Regions from separate parts of the Homo sapiens genome. Here region 1 is linked to region 2. The links are chromatin contacts, found by Hi-C or POLR2A ChIA-PET in ENCODE. All regions are on one chromosome and are shown on one strand. The core of a region is the stretch at or near the end of the contact, and the rest is flanking DNA. Distances in the headings are between cores, read along the strand shown.

What was found. Hi-C counts contacts between places; a loop is a spot of excess contacts on that map. ChIA-PET counts read pairs that join two places held with the same protein, here RNA polymerase II (POLR2A). Pooled maps may share reads with other maps.
Region 1: a loop to region 2 is called in a pooled map, with 2.1 times the contacts of the local background. The contact joins the promoter of CLIC4 here to the enhancer-like site in region 2. A Hi-C loop is called at or near these places in 1 of 37 single-sample maps with no recorded cell type and 2 of 50 pooled maps. POLR2A ChIA-PET finds 5 or more read pairs at or near these places in 1 of 52 experiments (activated CD4-positive, alpha-beta T cell).

The regions. Positions count from the first base shown.
Region 1 is chr1:24,742,723-24,747,765 of GRCh38, reverse strand. It overlaps CLIC4 (chloride intracellular channel 4), which reads right to left and starts at 2,319. Exons shown (of 6, transcript NM_013943.3): 1 at 2,141-2,319. The coding sequence starts at 2,212. RefSeq lists silencers at 1,748-1,907, 2,008-2,717 and enhancers at 1,799-2,404, 2,405-3,010, 4,223-4,828.
Region 2 is chr1:21,332,960-21,338,117 of GRCh38, reverse strand. It overlaps a transcript of ECE1 not described here. Among named protein-coding and RNA genes, the nearest start is that of ECE1-AS1, 42 kb to the right of the region's middle. RefSeq lists an enhancer at 3,523-3,742. Within about 2 kb of position 3,262, at least 39 of the 41 ENCODE cell types and tissues checked have a DNase peak (open chromatin) inside an H3K27ac peak, as active enhancers do.

The DNA of each region.
Region 1 (5,043 bases), core at 1,070-3,569, 3.4 Mb before region 2:
CCCGGCCCGATAGTAGCTTATTCTAAGTTTAATACTGTTCTAAAGTTTCACCGTTAAGTATCATGTTTTACAGATTATTCATGGATGCACTTTTTTTGAGTTTATGGAAATTCCTTCCTATTCCTCACTCAGTAAAAATTTTTTTTAACTCATCTCTGGCCCACTTGTTTCCCTTCTCCATGCTGTTTTCCACCCACCACCCTTCCTTTCTTTCTTTTTTTTTTTTTTTTTTGAGATGGAGTCTTACTCTGTTGCCCAGGCTGGAGTACAGTGGCGCAATCTCCGCACACCACAACCTCTGCCTCCCGGGTTCAAGCAATTCTCCTGCCTCAGCCTCCCGAGTAGCTGGGACTACAGGCACGCGCCACCACGCCCAGCTAATTTTTGTATTTTTAGTAGAGATGGGGTTTCACCATGTTGGCCAGGATGGTCTCGATCTCCTGACCTCGTGATCTGCCCACCTCAGCCTCCCAAAGTGCTGGGATTACAGGCGTGAGCCACCGCGCCCGGCCTCCTTCCTTTCTTGTATTTCAGGTTCCTTCCTACATTCTACGCATCTCAAAGTACTATATCTGCCACTCAAAGTAACCGAAACGCTTTGATATTTTGGGGGTTCTATACCTGTCTGCTGTTTCAGTTCCCTGGACCAAAAAAAAAAAAAAAAAAAAAATCGAAAATTGACAATTGAAAGAAAATCCTAAGGCAAACACTGTTCCAGTCATTACTGAAGACTGCAGAGGTAAATGCAGATTATTTCTTCTCTCCATCTCTTTTGTTTGAGACAGGGTCTTGCTCTGTCGCCCAGGCTGGAATGCAGTGGTGCGACGTGGCTCACTGCAGCCTCGACCTCCCGGGCTCAAGCAGTTCTCCCACCGCAGCCTCCAGAGTAGTACAGGCGCGTAACATCGCTCCCAGCTAATTTTTGAATTTTTTTGTAGAGACAGGGTTTCGCCATCTTGTTCAGGCTGGACTCAAGTAATCCTCCCACCTCGGCCTCCGAAAGTGCTGCGATTACAGGCATGAGCCACCGCGCCCAGCCCTTCTCTATCTCTTAAACACATCCTGAAATGTCCTTTCTTTAAAGTAAAAACTCGGGGAAAAAAAAGAACCCAATAGTTCTAGATGACCATTTACTTTCCGGTATGTTGCCTAGCTCTGAATGAGCCTGGCTTTTTAAGTGGCTGGAAGAAGCTCAAAGTGTTTTTTTTAAGTTTTGAGGGAAGGAGCTGGATCCAGATGTTTATAACTTCGACTCTCTCCTTTGCTAAAATAAAAAGTATTAAAGAGAAAAGCAAAGGAAGAGGGGTAGTATGTGTAAGCAAATAAATTCCACACATGAAAGCTGAAGACACAAGGGAAAACCAACCCTTTAAAGCCCAAGCAAGTTAAGAATTCTCTCCCTCAATTTCTTTCAAAACAAAAGGGCACACACAATCCTTCCCGAAGCAGCAACGCCGGGGGGAGAAGCCAAAATGTTGCATCATACAGAACACTCCGCGCTTGAGAAACGAGAAAGCCAGTAAATGCCCAAGACAGAAAAACACAAGTTGGGAATCTCGGTCTTTTCCGAAGGTCCAAGAGCACCTGCTCTTTGGTAAATTTGTTTAAGATTGCATCGAAAATTAAAGTTTCCGTTTCAGACCAGTGGGGAGCAAATGCTTTTTCAAAAACGCGTTCAAAGAAGTTCGTTTGAAAGCTCATCGGGCGGCGGGCCGCAGTTCGGGCTCCGGGCGGCGGACCGGAGCGCTGGGGAGCGGGTGGGGCCGGGCCCCGGCGCCCGGGCGGGGGGTGGTGACAGGACCCGCGCGCGCCCGGCGCTGGGGCCCCGGGGCAGGCAAGTCCCGCCCGTGGGCTCTTCCCGACCCACCCGGGCGCGGGACGCTGGTCTGGCGTCCGCCGATGCCTACGCGCTGGAGACGGTGGCCGCCGCCCGGGTCCCCAACCCGGACCCCTCGACGGGCCCTCGGAGGCGGGAAGGCGCGGGCGGCCCCCAGACAATGGGCCGGGGGCGCGGGTGCCCGCAGCGGGACGGGTGCTGGCGCCGAGCGGGGGCGCCTCAGGAGAGCCCCGGGACGCCGCTCCCCGCAGCCGGGAGGGAGCCGGGGGATCTGCCGGGCGGGACCGCGAGGCGAGCGCTCACCTTGACGAAGAGCTCGATGAGGGGCTCTTTGTCCTCCTCCTTCAGCCCATTCAGCGGCATCGACAACGCCATGGCCGGCTCGGCTGCGCTCCGCGAACGGCGAGGGCTGCTGCTGCTGCTGCTGCTTCTGCTCCGGGACTGCTCCGGCTGCCGGTTCCCGCCGTGCTGCTCGCTGGACTGTCCGGCGTCGAGCTGGCCACGGCTTCAGCTCCTCAGCACCGCCCCACGCCCCCCGCGCCACTCTGAGCCAGCCGCAGCCCGAGCCGCTTCAAACGGCTGGGAGGGGCGCCGGGGGCGGGGCCTCGGGCTGTAGGCAGGGCCAAGGCGCGGCGCCTCGGGACTCTCCGGGGAAAATAAGGCGGCAGGAGCACGGGGGCGTGGCCTCGAGCGGGGAAGGCGGAGGGACCGCTCCGGAGCCGAAGAAAGGACCTCTGCGGCGCCCCACAGCTGGTAGGGGGCGTGGCCTTGGTGGGCGGTACAAAGCTCAGGCTCTGGCGGGCGGGACCCGGGTACGCCTCTCTAGGGGACTGGTGCGGGGGGGAAAGGAGGGGAGGAATTCCCCAGGGGCCCGAGCCTGACACTGCCTCCCGCCGCAGCGCCTGCGCGTCCTCCGCAGCTGCTGCTGTTGCTGTGCCAGGTGACCTCATGCCTCGGCCGCCCTGGGGAAGCTAGGAGGCGCCTCCTACCCACTCCCCCGCTGCAGCACCCCAGGACTCATCGCCCTTTCCCGCAGCGGCTACCTCCCCAAGTCCCTCTATTACGCGGAGTTGCCTTTTCCAAGACAACTTACTGGAAAGTTTTCATCGCCTGGGGAACACCTTTTTCTTCTGCCTCTGACTTCGTTTTTCCCTTTGACGCTCCTGATCGTTTCGATCTTGGCAGCCAGCATATTCACAAATATATATATATATATATATATTTTTTTTTTTTTTTTTTTTGAGACGGAGTCTGGCTCTATCGCCTAGGCTGGAGTGCAGTGGCGCGATCTCGGCTCACTGCAAACTCTGCCCCGGGTTCACGCCATTCTCCTGCCTCAGCCTCCCAAGTAGCTGGGACTACAGGCACCCGCCACCGCGCCCGGCTAATTTTTGTATTTTTAGTAGAGACGGGGTTTCACCGTGTTAGTCAGGATGGTCTCGATCTCCTGACCTCGTGATCCGCCCGCCTCGGCCTCCCAAAGTGCTGGGATTACAGGCGTGAGCCACCGCGCCGGGCGCATATTCACAAATATTTATGAAACCTTACTGTGTTTCAGGCTCTGAGCTAGCCCTTGGAGAGTAACAACTCCCAAAGCTCAAGATCTTGAACTGCAATCTCAGTGCCTGCAGGCCACTAAGGACTTCCAAGTCGTTGTCCATCTTGTTCCCCACTGCCCACACCCATTTCTTCCCCCCGGCTCACCTGTCAAATTTGAGTGTGCATCAGAATCACCTAGGTGCTACACGCAGCCCCGCTTTTTGTGTTTCCCAGATCCTCTGGGAAAAAGAGAAATCCACATCTTAGCAAGCACCAGGACAATTCTGAAGTAGGTGGTCCGCAAACCAGTTAAACTGCCCTGGGATTTAAGCCCCCGAGGGCAAGAGCTGTGCTTGCCTTGAGATTGTAGGCACCTGGTCCTAGTTTGCTGCTGTTGAGTGCCTGGGGCAAGTTTCACCTCCTCTGGAAACAATTACTTGTGCCCTTTTCTGACTTTCCATAATACTTGACTCACAGCTACTCCTCCCAACTTCCCAGGTTGGGATAAATAGTGAGTTCCAGGAGGCCCAGACATGGGAGGTTTGTCTCCATATCCTCGGTGCCTAGCACATACCAGAATGTTTGAACAAATTGTACGTAGGCATGAAAATACAGTGAAACTTGCAATTTCTTCCTCTGCCAGCCCAAAGTAAGTTGCTCAAATTTTCTCACAGAGGCTCTGTGAAAGAGCCAGTGTATCCCAGTGGTCAGGAACACGTGCTCTGTAGTCTGACTGTTTAAGTTCAAATCTGACAAGGCAGTGTCCTTAAAACCCCTAAGCCTCAGTTTCATTATCTAGAAGTGGGTGGGGCTAATTACTGATTCTTGCCTTACCATATGTGCTGCTCCGTCAGTATGGCTGTTAACTGCATTGAGACTTATTCTGTCCCTACCACCCCTGCAGGCTAGAATGTGGCATCATATTCTACTCTCTCTATGCCCGGCTAGTTCGTTGAAAATAAATAAATAAATTCCAGGAGGCTCCCCTTAGATGGGGGCTTGAACCATGAAAATCCTGAAGTGACTGACTAGACTCTGGACTGAACCGTGTTAATTTTTCATAGAATCATGAACTGAAGCAAAGTTTCCTTCCAGAATCCACCCTCTCTGCCCTACCAAAAAGGAACCAAATGGTGAATCAGTTCAAAGCAGATCTAAGCCAAAAAACAATTCAGCAGAAACTCAATGTACCTGAGAATTGATCAAATTGAGGCCGGGCACAGTGGCTCATGCCTGTAATCCCAACACGTTGGGAGACCGAGGCGAGTGGATCACCTGAGGTCAGGAGTTCGAGACCAGCCTGGCCAGCATGGCGAAACCCCATCTTTACTAAAAATACAAAAATTAGCCGGGTGTGGTGGCACATGCCTGTAATCCTAGCTACTCGGGAGGCTGAGGCAGGAGAATCGCTTGAACCGGGGAGGCAAAGGTGGCTGTGAGCCGAGATCACGCCACTGTACTCCAGCCTGGGCGACAGAGCGAAATCCATCTCAAAAAAAAAGAATTTGAGTTAGAGGCAGCAAATATTCCCGGTGGTGACTTGCCCTTCACAGGCTCCAACTGGCCTCACAGCACCAGGGTATGGAAGGAGGAACAGACCAGGGCCCTTTAGGCTTCATTGACTAAACAGAGATCTTAGCTAGGAGGAAGCCAGGGGCATTCTCCAC
Region 2 (5,158 bases), core at 2,013-4,512:
CAGGGCTGAAATGTCCTCAGAGCTATGTGGCCATGAGAGGGATGAGGGAGGGCAGAGGGGGCAGAAGGGGAAGGAAGGACTCATTTCCTCAGCAGCTCTTTCACAGAAGCTTCGAGTCCATTACACACATGAGCTGTTCCTTCCAGCACTGGAGAGGAGGGGGCGAGGGGCGAGGACTGGCTGCCTCCAGGTGCCACATCTGAGCAGGCAGTGTGGGGAGGAGAGGGCAGGGAGGCGGGATCTGCCCGTGCAGCAGGAGTGGGCCTTGGAGACTGATGGGCCCAGGTTCAAACCTGGCATCCTCACTTTTTGCATTGTCACCTTGGACAGCGTGTCACCTCTCTAAGCTTTATTCTCCTGTCTCTAATATGGAGCTCCTGGGGCAGTATTTTGCCCAGTAGTTAGAAACGCTCAATCAGATCCTGTTTCAGAGTAGCCCAGCTGAGGGCTGGCACATACAGAGGACTCAGTCGGTGTCACCTGCTGTTATTGTCATGACTGTTACGATGATGACACAGGATGCCAGACTGGACCTCATGAGGGCAGAGATTGTACGTTTCTAAAAATTGTGGTATAGTATAATTTACTTAAGTAATGTATGCATATCTTGTACAGCTCACGTTTTACAAATGCACACACCTGCATACTACCTGGACCAAAGTGTGAACCATTCCCACAGTTCCCGTGTGCCTCCTCCATCAGTCCCCTGCAGCAGGTGGCCACTGGCCCTCTAGTTTGGCCTGGTTTTGAGCTTTCTCTGTGTGGATTCATTCATGTGTGCTCTTTTGTGCCTGGTTTTCTTCAGCTTTGGACAGCAAGGAATGTTTGAGGTTTGTCCGTGTCGCCTGTACCAGCATCTGCTCCTTTTTAGGCTGAGTCGTGCCGCATTGGGTGGATGTACGTGTAAATGTCCGTGGCTGACATTTGGGTTGATTCCAGCTTGAGGCTGCTGTGACATTCTCGTATGTAACTCTTTGCAGACCTCAGCACTCATTTCTTTGGGGCACATACTTAGGAGTGCAACTCCTGGGTCAGAGGGGCAATGTGTGTTTAACTTTCTTTTTTTGTTGTTGTTTTTTTGAGATGGACTTTCACTCTTGTTGCCCAGGCTGGAGTGCAATGGTGCAGTCTCGGCTCACTGCAAGCTCTGTCTCCTGGGTTCAAGCGATTCTCCTGCCCCTGTCTCAGCCTCCCAAGTAGCTGGGATTACAGGCGTTTGCCACAACACCAGGCAAATTTTTTCTTTTTTTTAGACGGAGTCTCGCTTTGTCCCCCACACTGGAGTCTCGCTCTGTCGCCCAAGCTGGAGTGCAGTGGCGCGATCTCGGCTCACTGCAAGCTCCACCTTTTGGGTTCACGCCATTCTCCTGCCTCAGCCTCCTGAGTAGCTGGGACTACAGGTGCCCGCCACCACGCTTGGCTAATTTTTTGTATTTTTAGTTGAGACAGGGTTTCACTGTGTTAGCCAGGATGGTCTCAATCTCCTGACCTCGTGATCCGCCCACCTCGGCCTCCGAAAGTGCTGGGATTACTACAGGTGTGAGCCACCGCGCCCGGCCACAGCCGACTAATTTTTTGTATTTTTAGTAGAGACGGGGTTTCACCATGTTGGCCAGCCTGGTCTCGAACTCCTGACCTCAGGTGATCTGCCCACCTCGTCCTCCCAAAGTGCTGGGATTACAGGTGTGAGCCACCACGCCCGGCCTCAGTGAATGTTTTTTGTTGTTTTGGTTTTGAGACAGGGTCTCTCACTCTGTCACCCAGGCTGGAGTACAGTGGCATGAACACAGCTCACTGCAGCCTTGAACTTATGGGCTCAAGTGATCTTCCCACCTCAGCCTCCTGAGTAGCTGGTACCACAGGTGCACCACTACACCCAGCTAATTTTCTGATATTTTTTTGTAGAGACAAGGTCTCACTAGTTGCCAAGGCTGGTATTGAACTCCTGGGCTCAAGTGATTCATCCACCTTAGCCTTCCATGGTGCTGGGATTACAGGTATGAGACACTGCCTGTCTCAAGTGTTTTTTGAAAGAAGGAAGAAATTTGAGTCCTTTCTTTGTCTTAATGCCCCAGATTCACTCTGTAGCCCTGCCCCTGCCCCCAGGGCCTGGCAGTTCTGGGCTGGCACTCTGCCCAGACCCTGGGCTTTGGGCTTCGCCTGCTGTTCTGCAGGGTAGGGAAGGGCCTCCCTCCCTGGAGACCCACTGATTGGCTGTGTGACCTCAGGCAAGTCCCTTCCCCTCCATAGTCCTCACTTTCCCCTTCCGTCAAGCACTGGGTGGGTCGAAGCTTCCCAGCTCCCTGTGTCTGTGGTCTCCCTCATTTGGGAGCCTTTGCTCCTGGTGTTTGGTGCCTCTTCACCCCCAGGGTCTCACCCACCCCAGGCAGGAGCTCAGCTGGCCTGTAGCTTGCAGAAGGACCATTTGGGAAAGCTGGTGGGCCCTTCATTCTTGGTACCCGCCCTAAGAGCCTCACTGCGACTCTGTCCACCCTGGGTGAGAGCCCTCCAGAGTAGGCCCCCAGCCGTGAGAGCCCCCCACCCACTGAGGCTTGGCATCAGGTCGCCCTCGGTCTGAACCCTGCTATTCCCTGGCTCTGGGACTTTGGGCGGCTCAATCCACCTCTCAGGGCTGCAGCGTCCTCATCTTCAGGGTTGTGAGCACCCAAGGAGGCCCTGCCTCATTGTGGGGACAGAAGAGAATGGAGCAGTCACATGCCTGCCCCTAAGGAGCTGCACTCTAGGGGAGGAAGCTGGAGACCAAACAGGCAAAGCCACCCACCAGAAGGATCGCTCCGAGAGAAGAAAGGAGACAAAACAGGGCGATGTGGTGGAGAGTGGCTGTGAGGGGAGGGGGCCGCTCTAGAGGAGCGGCCAGGAAAGGAGGTGATGTCTGAGCTGGGACATGAAGGTTGAGGAGGGGGCAGCCGGGCAAAGACGGGGGCGGGGGAGATGAGAGTTCCCGGCTGCCGGAACAGCAAGTTTGGCACATGTAGGGGGTGAACGCTGGTGTGGCCGGGCAGAGGCAGTGGAGGGTGGAGGGAAGGCTAGGGAGAGGTGGGCCTGGAGGGGCAAGCCATGGACAGCCTTGTCTGTGGGGCAGGGGTCAGCATTTCGTTCTAATAGTGGTGGGAAGCCACTGGAGGACCCCACGTTGAGGGGCGACTGGGCTTGGTTTCTGTTTGGAAAGACCTTGGCTGCTGTGTAGAGCATGGACTGTAGGGGGCAGGAGGGAGGCAGGAGCGCGGGCCTCAGGATATTCGTCTGTCCTGAGGCTGAGGAGGCGTAGGTTTCTGCAGGATCTGGGATTTTGGCTGCTACTTCAGGGATGGGAGAGAGGTAGCCAGGCATCCCAGATGCTTCGAGACCTTGCTGGCAGCAGAGCACAGTGGGCAAAAGTTACCTGTGGAGCCAGACAGACCTGTCTGAACCTCCACTTCAACTCAGCCTTCCGGGGTGGGCTTGGGATTCTCCCAGAGTGACCAGTTCCCACCGTCCCAGCCCCTGGGGACCCAGAGAAACAGAGCCAGAGGGCATTGAGCTGGAGCCTGCCTCCCTCGCTTCCGCACACCCTGCCGAGAAGTGAGGGCATAGGAAGTGATGGCCGCAAGGGGATGCCCAGCCCCTCTGCTCCAGGGCTGCTGTTCACACGGCCACGCTGGAGGGAATCCTGTGGCTTTGTGGTTCCTTGTTTCCTGGGCTGGTCTGGTGGAAGATGGCCATGAGAAAGCGGCACTTCATCTTCCTTCGCCCCTGAGTGTTCAGTGGGTGGTTACTCGGCATCCTGTTGGGCTTCCGGTGTGGTGGCTGGGAGCCAGAGAGAGGAGGGCATGAGAGCTCACAGAGTCACAGGAGGTGGGACTTGGAGGTCATCTAGGCCAACTTCCTCATAGGGCAGACCAAGGCTCACAAAGGGAAAGAGACTTACCTGAGGCTATACAGCAGGTTAGAGGCAGGACTTAGACCCTGATTCTAGACTCCTCATCCAGCACTCTTTCTAGATAAGATGGAGGTATGGAGGTTTTGGAGCCAGACAGATGTGGGTTGTAGTCCCAGCTCTGTCACTTAGTCCCAGCTGGGTGACCTTTGGTGAGTGACCATCTCTGAGCCTCGGTTTTCTCCTCTATGAAATGGGATGATGGTAGCACCTTTCTCATAGTGGTGTTGTGAAAAGTGGTTGATAATTTATGACAGGTTGTAAAGCTCACAGGACGGTGCACGGAGTTGGCCCTTGGGAGGTGGGAGCTGTTATTACCTTTGTGGCTCCGTCATTTTTTTTTTTTTGAGACGGAGTCTCGCTCTGTTGCCCAGATTGGAGTGCAGTGGCACGATCTCAGCTCACTACAACCTCCACCTCCTGGGTTTAAGCAATTCTCCTGCCTCAGCCTCCCAAGTAGTTGGGATTACAGGCAGGTGCCACCATGCCTGGCTAACTTTTGTATTTTTTAGTAGAGACGGGGTTTCACCATGTTGGCCAGGCTGGTCTCGAACTCCTGACCTCAAGTAATTTGCCTGCCTCGGCCTCCCAAAGAAGTTGGGATTATGGGCGTGAGCCACTGCGCCCAGCCCGTGGCTCTGTCATCCTAACCTCCTGAAGCACCGGAAAGAATGGCTGCGTGCTGGCCCTCACATATGCTGTTTTCTGATGAACGCGGTTAGGGAGGGAAGATGAGAATGGGCCATGGTTGGCCCATCTCTCTGCTACTTATTTTATTTCCCCACTATATTTGAGAGACTCCTTAGCCAGGCCACACTACTACCCACCCACCCCCCCGCCCCCCCCACGGCTCTGGTGGGCTGGAGCTGTGCTGTCTGCCTTCAGCCCAAATAGGGGTGGGGGAGGCGGAGGCACTAAGTGCAGGTCCCGGGTGAAAAACTGGGCAGCTCCCCCCACCTTCTGCATCAGATCCCTACCACGCACCACCAATACCTGTTTGTTCAGTGTGACCTAGTGGTTAAGACCAAGGGCCATGGGATCAACTTGAGCTTGAACCCTGGATCTGCCATTGAATTGTCACCAAGGACTTTTAGCAGGCGTGTCTTCCTCTCTGAGCCTTGGATTTCCCATCTGTGAAGTGAGGATAAGTCCCTCCCAGGAAGACTGCAAATATTCAGTGAGAGGAGCAGCACTCAGAGCATGCATGGTGCATATCTGGTG